Regions from separate parts of the Homo sapiens genome. Here region 1 is linked to region 2. The links are chromatin loops, found by intact Hi-C in ENCODE. Cell type or tissue: heart left ventricle. All regions are shown on one strand. Links, peaks and the distances in the headings refer to the core of each region. The heading gives the core; the rest is flanking DNA.

Region 1 (5,386 bases), core at 298-5,297, 310 kb after region 2:
GTGTTCCTCAAAGTTCCTTTGTCTTCTCTTCTCTCTCTACACTTTTTGACTTGCTGATCTTACTCGCCATCATGGCTCAGCCAGTATCTGTTTTCTCTCCTGAGCTTCAATCTCGCATTACCAACAAATCTCCCATATTACCAACAAATCCTGGTAGCTCGTCTTCACCGTGTCTGGAATGGACTCTTCCTCCAACCTGCTTCCCCTCCCTGTCTCCTAGTTCTGTGAGTTGCTCCTCCACCCCACTTCAGTGTCATCTCAGGCTCCTCCCTCTACTTTGTTCCCCTTCCCAAGCAGTTGCCAAGGCCTCTTGATCTTGTCTCTGCAATTCTTGACTCATTCACTCTCTCCCCATTTCACCACCACCTCAGTAAGTTGAGTCCATATGTAAGTCCAAGACCATCCATGCCTTCTATTTAGTCTTGCATAATTTCTGGTCCTATCCCAAGATATTACAAATGTTGGGACAGATCCTGGGATCCCAAATTTCTTTTTCTGAAAGCATCACTAATGGATTCCATGGCTGTTACATCTGTTTATATCTAGTAGATTCATGTTATCGTGTTCATGTCAGAAGATATTAATACTGGAAATTATAGGCATTAGTGGTCAAAAAAGAAAGAAGCCCTAGACATTTGTGGAATAGAGAGGAGAGATGACTTAAATTCTTTGTACCACAAGCTATGACTTAATAAGTCTCTTAACAAAGGTTACTATAAAGTAAATGAGAAAATACTCATCTCATGGGCATGCATTGAGCTGTAAAACCACAGTAATTTGCTGAAAATAACTGGATCAATATACCTTTTTTATGAAACTTTGACTAAAGTGGTTCATTTATATTATCAAAAAGCAAATAGCTTGTTCCAACTGGGTAAAAGTTATATAAATATATCACCGACACCATCAAAATAGAATTCAAAAAATACCGACTTACTATTTCACTGACTTAATTTCCTCCACTGCAAAATTTAGCATGCATCTGTGTCGTAGGTAATTATTTATCTCATCTGCTCATAATAGCAACATCCTTCTTCCGGGAAACTGCCCCCTAGCCACATGAGTCTGCCATTTGTGATACTCTGTGTTCTGGCCACCAGTGAATGCAGGTGACACAAGTGGAGTATTAACTCCCAAGGGCTTGGTTTGGGCCGGGAATTGACACATGACCTAAGCCTGGCCAATCAGAGTTTTCTTGTTAGATTTTTATCATTCAAACTTGGAAAGGAGAGCTGTGGTTGCACACGGTGTGGATGTAATGCTGGGACTGCCCACGGCCACATCCCTTATCTTATGGAGAAGCCAGTCTAAGAAAACAAAGCTAGCAAGGAGATAAGAACAGAGCCCCAAGGACAGTATGAGAGTCCTGGCGGTTTAAGCCCTGGATCCAGCTGAACCTACTCTTTCTATAGTCTTTCTCCCTGAGCCAATACATTTTACCCTTGTGCCTAAGCTAATTTAAAGAGTTTTGACCAGCAAATCCTTGTAGGCAGAAGATATATTTTCTATCAATCTGTGCCTCTTGGCATCTAGAGCAAGTGAGGGTTTTAGGAAGACCTGCTGATTGATTAAAGACTAATTTATTAGACAATTATCCGAATCAAATTTAACTGAGTCATTTCTTTTCTCCAAGACAGGCATGCAAGTGTGCACGAGCATATGCACATCACATACTCACATACACACACAGACTAAGTTTGGTGGCCAGGCATGGTGGCTCATGCCTATAATCCCAGCACTTTGGGAGGCCAAGGTGGGAGGATCGCTTGAGCTCAGGAGTTTGAGATCAGCCTGGCCAACATAGCAAAACCCTGTCTCTACCAAAAAATACAAAAATTAGCTGGGCATGGTGGTGTGCACCTGTGATCCCAGCTACTTGATAGGCTGAGGTGTGAGAATCACTTGAGCCCAGGAGGAGATCTTGAGATCACGCCACTGCACTCCAGCCTGGGAGACAGAGTGAGACCTCATCTCAAACAAACAAACAAACAAACAAACAAAAATAGACTAACTTTAGCATTCCCCATTTAGCAGACCTGGAGAGTGTGCATGTGTGACCGAGTGTACGTGCACACACACACACAGTCATCCAACTCACACAATACTCTTTTCTAGGAATACAGAAAAGCTTCACAGGTCATACTGGCAAAACCAAGTTGTTTTTTCTTTCTTTTTTTTTTTTTTTTTTTTTTTTTTGAGATGGAGTCTCGCTCTGTTGCCCAGGCTGGAGTGCAGTGGCGCAATCTCGGCTCACTGCAAGCTCTGCCTCCCGGGCTCACACCATTCTCTTGCCTCAGCCTCCCGAGTAGCTGGGACTACAGGTGCCCACCACCACGCCCAGCTAATTTTTTGTATTTTCTAGTAGAGACGGGGTTTCACCGTGTTAGCCAGGATGGTCTGGATCTCCTGACCTCATGATCCACCCGCCTTGGCCTCCCAAAGTGCTGGGATTACAGGCATGAGCCACCACGCCCGACCAAAACCAAGTTTTTTAGGGAATGTTTTCACATTATGTATAAGATGGGGAAGAAAAAGAGTATTATACAGCTTTCATTTTGTTTCAGGGACTGTGCTTTGTGTTGTAATATATTTCCTCTCATTTTCTTACCACAAAATTCTATCAGGTGCACATTATTATCCCCATTTGACAGATGAGGGAGCTGGAGACATGAAGCTCAAGGCCACACAGCTGCTATCTCTATCTGGAATTCAGCATGGACCCTGGCTTGTGGACTATGCTGCCTCCCTGTGGACTATGCACTGCTCCAGAGGCAAAATGGAGACCACAACAATCCATTTCTTGAAACACAGCCTAAGTTTCTAGAATCAAGATAGGTGCATAGCTAAAGTATTTGTCTATGCAAATAGAAACGGGCACAACGGAAAGACCAGGGTCATGAAGGGAAAGTCAGCGAAGGGCGAAGGGGGTGGGGGGCAGAGAGCCAGGAGGTTTGCTGAGGCATTAACCGAGTCCCACGGCTGGCACTGGCTCTAGACTATGAGCTCACCCATACACAATGATCATGGAGCCTGTGCCACCTGATCCAGGGCTTGGCACAGGGTAACTTCTCAGTGTTTCTGACTGAACTGGGGGAGATTTATTGAATAGCATGGGAAGGAGTAGCAGTCCTCAAAATACTGCCTCCAGTGTTTTGTCCACGAAGATGAAGAAAATAACCAGATCTTGCAGCAGCACTGAAAACTACGACCAACAGGCAATCAATAGACAGATAAATTGGGATCTGATTATGAGGCAGATATAACCATTTTGAGGAAAGCACCCAAGCTACAGCTCCTGGTACGAACCCCAGCTTTGCCTTCTGAGTGCTGGATGTAAGTAAGCAAGCTTGATTCTTCCATCTAGGTTTTGTCCTTGGGCTCAGACACACAAAACATAGGAAGAACAAAAGCTGGCATTTAATCCACCCTCTAAATCCCTTGGATATTTATTTATGCACTTTGTGCATTTTTTGTACACTTCCCTTCTCTTTTATACCCTCCATTCTCACATCCCATATTTCTGGAGATAGAGGCTACCAATTCCAGGGAATGGGGCAGTAAGTGAGTCTTGTGTATGTGTATGTTGAGTGGGGGTTGGGGGAAGTGAGTGTGTGTATAGTACATCTTGGGAAGTTAGTTCTAGGAGTAAAGAATTATCGGGCCAGGTGTGGTGGCTCATGCCTGTAATCCCAGCACTTTGGGAGGCCGAGGCGGGCAGATCCCCTGAGATCAGGAGCTCGAGACCAGCACGGCCAACGTGGTGAAACCTAGTCTCTTCTAAAAATACAAAAATTAGCCAGGTGTGGTGGCAGGCACCTGTAATCCCAGCTACTCAGGAGGCTGAGGCAGGAGAATCGCTTGAACTCAGGAGGCAGAGGTTGCAGTGAGCCAAAACTGTGTGGGAGAGACCCAAAGGACCTTGCAGTAGTTCATCCAAGATATTCCATTCATTTAGGGAAACAGAGGAATGCAGACAGGGAGTATGAGAAAGCTGCCATATGGGTAGTGCAACGCTTCCCTGGGAAACAGGCAGGGAAATCAACCTACTCCAAGCTGTAGATTTGAGAAGAGAAACCAAGCACTGTGGAGATGACGACCCACAGCCACCCACCCCCAAATAGTCTGTGTGATCACACCTTGCCTTGTTTGATGCGGAGTGAAGAGAACTGGATTTATAACAACATTTAAAGTGACATTTAAATAATTTAAAACAATATTGGATTTACAACAAAATAATGATTTTTTTTTAACATAGTCTTGCTCTGTCACCCAGGCTGGAGTGCAGTGGCATGATCTCAGCTCACTGCAACCTCCACCTCCTGGATTCAAGCAATTCTCCTGCCTCAGCCTCCCGAGTAGCTGGGATTACAGGTGCGTGCCACCATGCCTGGCTAATTTTTGTGTTTTTAGTAGAGATGGGGTTTCACCATGTTGACCAGGTTGGTCTCGAACTCCTGACCTCGTGATCCACCCGCCTCAGCCTCCCAAAGTCCTGGGATTACAGGCGTGAGCCACCGTGCCCGGCCCTAGCTATCTTTCTTTTATCAATTTCTGATTTAATTCTATTGTAGTCTGAGAGCAGATATTGTGTAGTTTCTGTTGTTTTAAACTTGCTAAGATAGGTGCATGGCCCATAATGTGGTCTGCCATGGTGAATAGAATATATTTTTTACTTTTTAGTATGTGGAAAAACAGTATAATGAACTATATTTTCATCACTAGGCTTCAACTGTTATCAACACATGGCCAATCTTATTTCATCACTGGTTTCTCTCTTCCTGGCTAATTTAAAGCAAATTTTAGAAATTATATCATTTTATCAATAATTGCTTCAGTATATATTATAATGTGGGCATCACCATTGAGAATGTGGTCCTTAGGAATTCAACAAAATCATCCTGTACCAAGACCCACTGATATCCTTGCCTTTACCTACCCTACTCTATGCCCTATACCTTGGCCCAGGCTAGATGAATCTAATTTGTCTCTGTGCACTGAAAGGACTCTGCAGGTGGCTGATATAAATATGCCTTTGGGAAGCTACTTCGGGTGGCCAAGGGGACAGTATTGCAGTTGGCAGTCTGACTCCAGCTGTCACCACTTGTGAGCCATGTAGCCTCAGACAAGGCATTTAACCTCTAGAGCTGTATCAAGGTTTTTCTCTTCTGATTAAATGGAGAACATAAAACCTACTTCACCAAATTGTTATGAAGCTTAACTAAATAAAAGTGAAAGTCAGGTTAGTCATTATTATCACAGTTTATGCAGCAACACAATCATGTCAGGGAAGTCTTTAGTGTAGGGATTTCTTTTGCATACAGGAAGCCCTGTGCCAACTTTAGAGAGTCCAGAAAACCCCATGAAACCACAAGACCTAGGCACCAAT
Region 2 (5,386 bases), core at 251-5,250:
TCTGTCACTGCACTTGGTTCAGAATCAGGAATTACACTTTTCTTGAAAAGAGTAATGGTTTACTAGAATTCAGAGAGGGTGGTGTTTATCAATAGAAATGAAGGTCAGAATATGAAGAAGACCACACTACCTGATTACAAACATTTGAAAGGAATAGTAACAGTCAGTCTGTGCCCCCATACCTTAACATATGCTATTCCATCTGACTGGAATCCCTTTCCTCCATCTTTCAAATCCTACTTAAGTCTCTGCAAATCTTCTGACCCTTTTATCCTACAGATACAATCATTCTCCATGCTGTAGTACTTCCACAAAGCGTACATACTTCTATTACGGTATATGAAATGGCAAGAGGCAGTACAAATGAACGTGAAATCCGGCACCAAACTGAGTTTGACACTCAGCTCTACTGTGTGACCATGAGCAAGTTATTTAACCTCATGTTGCCTTAATTTCTTTATAAAATGGTGATAGTAATAATACCTAATAGAGTTGTCATAAAGGTGAAATGATTGGCTGGGCACGGTAGCTCACACCTGTAATCCCAGCACTTTGGGAGGCCAAGGTGGGGAGATCTCTTGAGGTCAGGAGTTTGAGACCAACCTGCCCAACATGGCAAAACCCCGTCTCTACTAAAAGTACAAAAAAAAAAAAAAAATAAGCCGAGCATGGTGGTGGAAGCCTGTAATCCCAGCTACTCGGGAGGCTGAGGCAGGAGAATCACTTGAACCCAGAAGACAGAGGTTGCAGTTGCAGTGAGCTGAGATCATGCCACTGCACTCCAGCCTGGGTGACAGAGCAAGACACTGTCTGAAAAAGAAAAAAGAAATAAAGATTAATGATTGGCCAGGAGTGATGGCTCATGCCTGTAATCCCAGCACTGTGAGAGGCCGAGGTGGGTGGATCACTTGAGCTCAGGAGATCAAGACCACCAGCCTGGGCAACATGTCGAAACCCCATCTCTACAAAAAATACAAAAATTAGCTGGGTGTGGTGACACGCACCTGTATTCCCAGCTACTTGGAAGGCTGAGGTGGGAGGATTACCTGAGCCTGGGGAGTTTGAGGCTGCAGTGAGCAGTGATCACGCCACTGCACTCCAGTCTGGGTGACAGAGTGAGACCCCGTCTCAAAAAATAAATAAATAAAAATGATTAATGATTAACTAAATGTAAAATGCTTAGAAGAATCTCTGGCATATAGTAAATATTATACTTGTTAGCTATTATTTATGTGCTTAGTTTACTTAATTAGACCATATGCTACTTGAGGGCTGTGTAAATTAAGCTGTAAATTACTCCAAACTTACTCCAAAACTTGACTTAACATTGTCTCACAGGTGGGTCAGGAATCTGGGAGTGCTTAGCTGGGTCACTCACAGGATGCAATTAAGGTGTTGGCTGAGCCTGCAGTCATCTGAAGGCTTCATCTGTTTTCAAGCTCACTCACGTGGTTGTTGGCAGGATTCAAGTCCTCATGGGTTGTTAGATTCAGCCTCAGTTCTTCACTAGCTGTTGGCCAGAGGCCACTCTCAGTTCTTTGCCACATAGGGCTTGTCCGTGGGGTGCTTACAACAAGGCAGCTGGCCCCCCTCAGAATAAGCAAGCAAGAGAGCAAGATAGACTTCACCCTATTTTTATAACCTAATCTCAGAAGTGACTCACCTTTCTGGCATTCTATTTGTTAGAAGCGAGTCACTAGATCCAGGCCACAATCAATGTGAGGGAATTATACAAGAACAAGAATAAGAGGAGGCTGCTGTCACTGGGAGCCATCTGGGGGCTGCCTACCCCAGTCTACCTTCTGACCCCCGTGATTCACATTCCACATGCACAATATACTCACTGCCTCCTGAAGTCCCCCAGAGCCTCATCCCATTGTATGTAGGTGACTGTAACTTATTTGTAACTGCAGCCACTTTTTCTTATTGATTTGAACAAAAGGAAAAGGGTAATCTTCATTATGAAAGAGAAGTATAGAAACTCATGTCTCTAAAACTAAAGCCATATGAATAAAATTCCATAAAAATACAATAAAGAATAAGATTTTTTTCTTAGCTGTAATTTTGTATACCCTAATATGTAACAGTCACTACGAGACTGAACAAAGGAGGACAAACGCCGCTTGTGACAGTTACTACGGGACTGAATGAAAGAGGACGAACGCAGAAATGAAAACTTAAGACAAAAGAATCTATTTTAAAGAAGGGGTCGGGGGCTCCTTGCTTCTAGTGAGCAAGGGCCTTGAGCTTTCACAGCCCTCCGTATTTATTGGATAGAAAGAGCAGGGAGGAGGAGGTAGCGATCCGTCAGCTGCTTGATTGATCATAGGTTCCCATTATTGCTAACAGGCTTCAGATGTGCCTAATCACAAGAAACACTTGCGCCTGAGGCGTGACTGCACTCAGCGTTCCCTCTGGGTGGCAGACGCAATTTGTCAGTTTGCCAACATTCTGCCTTTATGAGAACAGTTTGCTGTTTACTCATATAGCCTCCAGTGGTATACTGAGTTAATCACAACCCTCATTCTTTTGGCCTCCAACACTGATATAGTTGGAGAATTTAATAACTACATTTTAAACATGCATCATTTTATTTCACATCCATGTTTGATTCAAGGGCAAAGATGCAAGAGATCAGAAGGTAAAACCTCATTTTATGTTTTAAATTTTAATAAGCTCGTTCATATAATTCTGTTTACTGTTGGGTTCACAATTGCAAGGAATATGGATAATTTATACACCTTTTTCCAAATCAACCCCGATCATGGTTATCCAATAATGTACAATCAGCTAAAACACATTATTGCATTGAAATAGATCATTTCTCATCCAATCATATCCGGGGTACTTCTCCAATCCCTAGATATGGGCGCATTCAGTCTTAGTGTCTACACCCCGTGATATGGAAGAAAAACAGAGTAGGTATACATAGTACCATGTGCCCTTTTCTCTCTAACCCTCCTCTCCATGATTTTCCAAGGCATAAGCAAAAGCCACAGAACCAACTATTCATACTTTGCCGGGATCCTCTGGCTTGGGTCTGCAACAGCTTTTTCAATGAAGAGTTGAGTTCAATGCCTTGAAGCAAATTGAAGGAAATGAACCTAAAGTCTACAGGTCTGCTCAAGGTGTATATTTCGATGGCATAATGACTGAAATCTTTTTTTTTTTTGGTTGTTACTGGTCTAGTGGGCCAGAAAATGGTTTTCCTCTTTTTAAACAAGGATTTGAAGACAAAGGTTTTTAGGTTTAAATTACTGAAATAAGGGGAGCTTCTCAAGCTACTTCATCTATCAGGGATAAAAATCCTTGTACCTTATCCTGCCAAAAAAAAGCAATAAAGTCCTCCAGTAGGGATCTTTAGGATAAAATATTATTTTTCATAAAAAACTATGAAGGAATTTATTCACAAAAAAATCAAATGGTTTATTATAAATAATAAATAGTTCTGTCCATAGATGACTAATCTGCTGAAATAGCACCTCCAGGGGTCTCCATGCACTGCCCATTTATTAAACCCAATAACCTTCCTTGTCTCTCTCAACTGATCCATTGGTTCTGGAAATTACTTCCCGGCATAAGCCTTTACTCCTGATCTAAATTCATTGCCTCATTTTGTCTGTTCACACTGTTCTTGGTGCTCCCCTCAGCTCCTCTGCTAATCTAGTGCCTTCCTCTCAATCCCAAATCTGTTCCTACTGTCAGAGCCCAGCAGAAATCACACCTTTTCCTTGAAGCCTCTCTACATCACAGGAGCCCTCTGGGACCTCTCCCGCCTACATTTCTCTTGTAGGTAAAATTGTCACTGCTTACTCTGGTTCTTCACCAAATACTCTCTGTTTAGTTATAACCTTTTTTTTTCTTTTCTTTTTTTTTTTTTTTTTTGAGACAGAGTCTGGTTCTGCCACCTGGACTGGAGTGCAGTAGCGTAATTTTGACTCACTGCAACCTCCACCTCCCAGCCTCAAGCAATCCTCCTGCCTCAGCCTCCTGAGTAGTGGGGACTACAGGTGTGCACCACCATACCCGCTAATTTTTTATTTTTTGTAGAGACAGAGTTTCACTATGCTGCCCAGGCTGGTCTTGAACTTCTGGACTCAAGCAATCCAGCCACCTCAGCCCCCAACGTGCTAGGATTACAGGTGTGAGCCACCAGGCCAGGCCTATAACCTTTTTTTTTGAAACAGAATCTCTGTCTGTTGCCCAGGGTGGAGTGCAATGGCGTGATCTCGGCTCACTGCAGCCTTCACCTCCCGGGTTCAAGCAATTCTCCTGCCTCAGCCTCCGAGTAGCTGGGACTACAGGTGTGTGCCACCACGCCTGGATAATTTTTATATTTTTTCATGCAGACAGATTTCACCATGTTGGCCAGGCTGGTCTCGAACTATTGACCTCAAGTGATCCACCCGCCTCAGCCTCCCAAAGTGCTGAGATTACAGGTATGAACCACTATAATATAACCTTTTCATAAATGTGTCCACCATAAAGCTGTTATATCATGAGAATTGTTTTGCAATTTTAGACCTTTGGAGATTAAATACGTCTATGAAGGGGGGAGTTAGTCCTGCAGATGCTGTACAACTTTACCAAGTGGTGGTAAACAGTGCTACATTTTCTTGGAATCCTTGGGAAAGGTGCAGGAGCAGAAGATGTCTTTCCTTAATTAAATGGTGGGTTTCTGCCTGACCCTATACCAAAGTTAGACTTCCAAAACACAGCACAGAAATCAGCTAAAACAATTTGCAATTAAAGTCACCTAAAGCCTATATCTATCTATCTATCTATCTATCTATCTATCTATCTATATCTATATCTATCTATCTATCTATCTATCTATATATTTTTGAGACAGAGTCTCACTCTTATTGCCCAGGCTGGAGTGCAATGGCACCATCTCAGCTCACTGTAACCTCCACCTCTCAAGTGATTCTCCTGCGTCATCCTCCTGAGTAGTTGGGATTATGGGTGTACACCACCATGCCTGACTAATTTTTTTTGTATTATTAGTAGAGACAGGATTTTATCATGTTGGCCAGGCTGGTCTCGAACTCCTGACCTCAGGTGATCCACCCGCCTCGGCCTCCCAAAGTTCTGGGATTACAGGCGTGAGCCACCGTGCCCGGCCAAGCCAATATTTCCTTAGAGTATCTTACTAAAAATATTATACATGAGTGTGCATGTGTGTGTATATGCATGTGTGTATATATTCTATGACACATATGGATTTCTTTCCTCATGGTTTCTTAATGCCCTCTAAAACTCTATAATTTTCTAAATTTCCTGAAGTTTTACTTAGACTAAGTCCTTTTGTTGGCAGTTTGTCAAATTTACTACTTTTTCTGGGAAGAATTTTATATGACTGCTCCTGAGACTCAGAAGTAAAATA

What was found. Hi-C counts contacts between places; a loop is a spot of excess contacts. Peaks named below come from ENCODE experiments on the same cell type or tissue, not always from the same donor. Only the 100,000 strongest peaks of a DNase experiment are listed, where the experiment ranks them.
Region 1: a loop joins it to region 2, with 4 times the contacts of the local background. A loop is called at or near these places in 2 of 110 quality-filtered maps.

Annotation. Positions count from the first base shown.
Region 1 is chr2:86,393,983-86,399,368 of GRCh38, reverse strand. No RefSeq gene overlaps it. Among named protein-coding and RNA genes, the nearest start is that of KDM3A, 45 kb to the left of the region's middle. In heart left ventricle, for the core only: a CTCF peak has its summit at 2,752; no DNase peak of the experiment used is centred there; H3K27ac peaks cover 2,067 bases.
Region 2 is chr2:86,700,913-86,706,298 of GRCh38, reverse strand. The region is part of intron 1 of RNF103-CHMP3 (RNF103-CHMP3 readthrough); the gene reads left to right. Among named protein-coding and RNA genes, the nearest start is that of RMND5A, 17 kb to the left of the region's middle. In heart left ventricle, for the core only: a CTCF peak has its summit at 2,462; DNase peaks (open chromatin) are centred at 1,538 and 2,365; H3K4me3 peaks cover 595 bases; H3K27ac peaks cover 2,909 bases.